2 separate regions of the Homo sapiens genome follow, and region 1 is linked to region 2. Evidence: read pairs that join two places in POLR2A ChIA-PET (ENCODE). Cell type or tissue: CD4-positive, alpha-beta T cell. All regions are shown on one strand.

Evidence for each region. ChIA-PET counts read pairs that join two places held together with the same protein. Peaks named below come from ENCODE experiments on the same cell type or tissue, not always from the same donor. Only the 100,000 strongest peaks of a DNase experiment are listed, where the experiment ranks them.
Region 1: POLR2A ChIA-PET joins it to region 2 with 5 read pairs; 3 of 35 experiments call an interaction of 5 or more read pairs at or near these places.

The regions. Positions count from the first base shown.
Region 1 is chr7:86,977,605-86,980,104 of GRCh38, reverse strand. All of the region lies in intron 1 of ELAPOR2 (endosome-lysosome associated apoptosis and autophagy regulator family member 2), which reads left to right. Among named protein-coding and RNA genes, the nearest start is that of ELAPOR2, 81 kb to the left of the region's middle. RefSeq lists a silencer at 980-1,069. In CD4-positive, alpha-beta T cell, no CTCF peak of the experiment used is centred here; a DNase peak (open chromatin) is centred at 1,124; H3K27ac peaks cover 950 bases.
Region 2 is chr7:87,211,757-87,214,256 of GRCh38, reverse strand. All of the region lies in intron 1 of TMEM243 (transmembrane protein 243), which reads left to right. Among named protein-coding and RNA genes, the nearest start is that of TMEM243, 6.7 kb to the left of the region's middle. RefSeq lists an enhancer at 1,546-1,595. In CD4-positive, alpha-beta T cell, no CTCF peak of the experiment used is centred here; no DNase peak of the experiment used is centred here; H3K4me3 peaks cover 1,854 bases; H3K27ac peaks cover 1,973 bases.

The DNA.
Region 1 (2,500 bases), 230 kb after region 2:
AGTGTATCCACTTAATTTTGTATAATTTCTTCTTTAATATCTCTGTCAAAGACCAAGTCTGTGCTTTTGCCTGGAATATCTAGCAAGCTTGTCCAGCCCACATTATTTTGTTGTTGTTCTGTTTTGTTTTGTTTTAGGCTTTTAGCAGCCTGAAACCATGATTTTTAGTTTCTGTCTCTAGTGATAAGTGGAAAAAAGAGATGAGAAAGGGGCTTTACTGGCCCAACCAGAAACAGAAACGAAGAACCCACAACTGTATTCTCTCCCTTGGACACCCCTGGGAGTCTCCTGAGCTACTTCTGTCCGTGGGCAGTTTGTGAGATTGGGTGACATGTTTCTTTTCTAAACCTGTGCTTGGGATCCTAGCTCGCATTGGCTTGACCTGATACTACCTCTGTCTTGCCTTCCATATTAGTATCTCCCCAATTTTCTTCTTTTATTACTCTATACCCTGTCTTGCATTCTCTCCACATTCTGGCTTTACTCATGTCAAGTCTTTTGTGAGCTCATGCTCTAGCTTAGTTGGGTTTAGGCATCTGCCAATTAATGTACTTAATCAATTAGTTTTAACAGCATCCCATAAGTTAGGGCTGGACTGGTGTCTCATTTCCTATTATTGTTTTTGTTTGTTAGGCTTTAATTTATATTTCCCTACTGTGAATAACTTGAGCTCTTTTTATAAATACCCCTAAAAGCTTCTTTGTTCTACTAGGTTACACTTACGATTTTGTCACCTGTAGTTAAACTATGTCTCTTAGGAGTTATTCAGAAGTGTTTGGCAGATAGTATCTGAGTGACAGTCCTTCAAGATGCATGAAGTGGTTGTGTTCTAGCTTTTAAACTTAACGTGGTCTTTTCTCGGGGAGTTGGCAACTTTTGTCCTCTTAATTATATTACCTCTTGTGGCAGAGGTAATCTTTTGTATACATTAACTTTTGGTCTCTTTGCTGCATCATTGTGCAATCTTTATTCAGATGCTATAAAGAAAGTTAAAGGTAAATCCAACTCTTGTGATACAGGTAACTGAAGTGATAACAAAATGAGTGCATAGTTGGCCTATTAAATTTGCATAGGCATGGGCTCTGACACTTATTCTGCAAAGCTAGTGACAAGTTTCTTTTGATGTGGTTTCAAAAGTCTTCAAATCTGCATTTCAGAATTGAGGAAATGTGTCAGTACCTGCCTCACAGTGTTGCCACAAGGATCAAACAAAAAAATATACAGTTATAGTCATTATTTCCTGGTGTCTAGTATAGTTTATGACCTGAAACACAATAATTAAGAGTTTTCTTGGCACTCAAGCCTAAATATTACCATGTATATTTATTCCTATAGCCTTACAAGATAAAGAGGTGTAAGGCATTACAATCTTATTACAGATAGACAAGGAAATTGAGGTTCAGAGACACTGAGTGCCCTTCCTAAGGCACACAGTTGGAAAAATGATGGTGCTGGGATGATAATCAAGTTCTTGCCTCAGCCTCCTTCTTAGACTATAAACAATCTGCCTGCTTGAAGTTTCTGCAGTGAATCATGGAGAAGGGCCTGAGAGCACTGAGAAAATGTTCCTTTATTTTTCCCACAAAAGAAAGATATCCATAAGTACTGGTGAAAAGAGCAAGGCAAATAGGCTTTATAATTCCCAACCAGTGTGTCTTATATTTTTTCTTAATTTATTCCTAGATGAAGAGATGTGTATTATATTTTGTGAAAAGATAAATGTTTAATTTTCTTACTGGAAGTGTATTAGTCTGTTCTCATATTGCTATGAAGAAATATCTGAGACTGGGTAATTTATAAAGGAAAAAGGTTTAATTGATTCACAGTTCCACATGGCTGCGGAGGCCTCAGGAAACTTACAGTCACGGCGGAAGGCACCTCTTCACAGGGTGGCAGGAGAGACAATGACTGCAAGCAGTGGAAACGCCAGATGCTTATAAAACCATCAGACCTCACGAGACTCACTCACTATCACAAGAGCATGGGGAAACTGCTCCCATGATTTAATTATCTCCACCTTGTCCCACCCTTGACAGGTGGAAATTATGGCGATTACAATTAAAAGTAAAATTTGAGTGGGGACACAGAGCCAAACCATATCAGGAAGTGACCATGACATATTAATATATAACTTTTAAAAATATGAACAAAGAGAATGCCATTGAAAAGCCATCCTTATCCATATTTTCTAATTTTCTCAAGTAAATGTTAATACTTATTACTTGCAAAATATAAACTTGATATGATAAAGGGTATCTTAATTTTTAAATAAATGTGCTTAGAAAAATGATTGGCATCCTAACTGTGGTTATTTTTGGTTGATGATATTATGATAGGTTTTTATGTGCTTCACTATTTTCTAAACTCTTCATACTGAATATGTATTGCTTTGTAATCAGAAAACAAAATATTAAATATTGTTTTGAAACTGATGTAGGAAAACAGACAAAGCTGAGGAATTAGAAGACGTGGTAGAAAGTAAAGCTATTTTGGAACAGAT
Region 2 (2,500 bases):
GTCAGTCTTGATCTCAACTTATTAGCTGGCTGTGGTATCATCTGAAGTCAGTTTCAGTCCATCTAGACTGGTGAAACTAGGAGGAGAGGGAGAGAATGGTTTTCTCGAGAAAGCAAAGCAGCATCCCATAGCTAGGGCAAATGGGAAAAGAAGGAACACTCTCCACTTGGTGCCATGTAGTGCAAACGAGTTTCTAAATCAGCCCACTCTGTGGGTGGTCACTGATCACAAAATAAGTGACTCATCCTCTAAGAAGGGTGGTGACAGTTCTTGCTCCTTTATTCCTTCTTGGATGTGATATATAAAGTCAATGATTTGGGGAGAAGGTACATACACTGAATTCCTCAGTAGATACCATAGTGAGAGGGAGGCCCTCTGTGGAGGGGGCAAGTGTAGTGGGCTCTGAGGCTCAGATCTTTGGTTCCAAAGACAAAAGTATCTTCCTTTATCCCCATCCCCCCAATAAAAAAAAAAAGAAGAAAACAAAGACGGTGAAAAGCAAGGGCTTTTTATGATTAGTGTTAGTCAAGCAATTCAAACTTGGAGCATTTGGCCTCTGCAAATAATCATGTAAGATTAGAGTTGCTACTTCATGCCATTTTTGTTGTCGCTTATTTAAGAACAAGGATCAGTAGGGATGGTAATAAAATAATTTTTAAAAATGCAAAGAAGAGAAAAAGAATAAAGCTATGATTAAGATAGCTGGGTCTGTGCCAGCAGCCCCTTCCTCTGTCTTAGAGCTACCAATGCTATTCTCTGAGGAGTGCAGGCTTTAGTTTATTTCCTCTAGATAGAGCTTCTAGGTGATCAAGCACAGCTATTTCTCTCAAAGGAGGGTTAGTCACCCAAAGGTGAAACAGTTCTCTCCTCTCCTCTCATTCAGCCTGCCAAAACAACTTTGCCTTTTTTTGTGTGTGCTAGAAAAGTAATTAAGAAAAATAAATGCCATCACTTTTTCTTTAGTACTCTAAGTTTTCTCTCTTCCACCCCTAGATCAGTGGACTGTAATCTCTGGGTGTGGGGCCTAGGCACTGGTATTTCTGGAAGGTCCTCAGGGGATGCTGGTGCATAGGAAGGGTTGAGATGCACTGGCCTTACTCTTGCTGTGTGTAAGCCCAGTCCAGGCTAATACCTCTCCATGGACCCCTTCTTTTAGCTGCCTCTTTGCTCTTCATAAATGTCGTTCTCCTTTCTGCTGTGTCCTCTCTTCTCTAAATATCTGAATTCTGCTCAGTCTGATTCCCTACTTTAGAACCTTCCCTGTAATCCAGTCTCTTCTCACTTTCCTTCTGTGAGCCTGGCTGTCAAAGATGTGCCCTGGCACTTACTCCTTGTGCTGTGAGGGACTTGTGTAGGTCTTGCCTCCTAACTATAGAATAAGCTCTTCTTTAATGGTAGGTGCCAGTTTCCTCATTTTTGTAGCCTTTTTAGCCCTAGGGACAATGACTTACCAAGTTCTTGATTTCATGTATATTAAGTTTTAAGCAAAGTGAGAATTTAGCGTTATCAAAAAGTAACCTACATTCTTGGGACATTCTGAGCTCACAGTAGAAGGCAGGGACTGTTTAGAAACCTGGATATGCTAGATATCAAAACAGGAAATGGTGCTTCAAGCTCTCATGCAATTAAAATCATTTTTCTCTTTTTCTTTCTGCTAAGTTGTATGTAGCAGAGGCCAGTAGTAAATAAAATATTGTATTAAAAAAAACTTAAACTGAGGTCTGGTCTCTCAGAAGCTGATGGTCTACTGAGTTTTCTCTGGATGTGATTTTTGCTGGTCTTTGGTAATATCCTTTGCTTACTGAATTGAGTCACTTTTTTCTTATAGTTGGCTCATAGGCTATGTATGGGTATAGTGACCATATTTTCTGAGTTGCTGAAGGGACATATGGGTGGATAAACCTCAGTGTCCCTGTGAGAATGGTGGAATGCATTTGAAATTGGAGCTGCCATAGAAATTGGGGCCAGGGTGTGAAGCCAGCTCAGCTCTCTCAGCTCTGAGGAGCCTGATCTCTCATTGGTAAGATTCCCCCTTAGACATGGTATAAATAGTGCAAATACCATATTAGCTGCCATTTACTGACCCTCTACTGAATGTCAGATACTCTCTTGTAGGGGCTTTCTATGTATTCTCTTCTAATCCTTATTACGACTTCACATGGTAGACATTGTACAAATATGAAAACTAAGGCTTAAAAGTTGTAACTTTTAAAATACAGGTCCACATGTAGCAGTGGAGGTCATGTGTTTGGGAGAGAATCGAGTGTAAAAGTTGTAAAGGGTGGGTGTGCCCAAATTCTCATAAATGCTTTCTCTTGCACATCCCGTGCTCTCGGCACTGTTCAAAGTCTGGTGTTGCTTTGGGAAGTCTCAGAGCAGTAGTACCTATGGGTCATAATTCGCGGCGTCCTAGAGTTAGCCAGTGAGACAGAATGTCTCCTTGCTTTCCACCTGTGTGGCTGCTATACCTCCGGTTGTCTCTAGTGACAGTGCAAGGGGA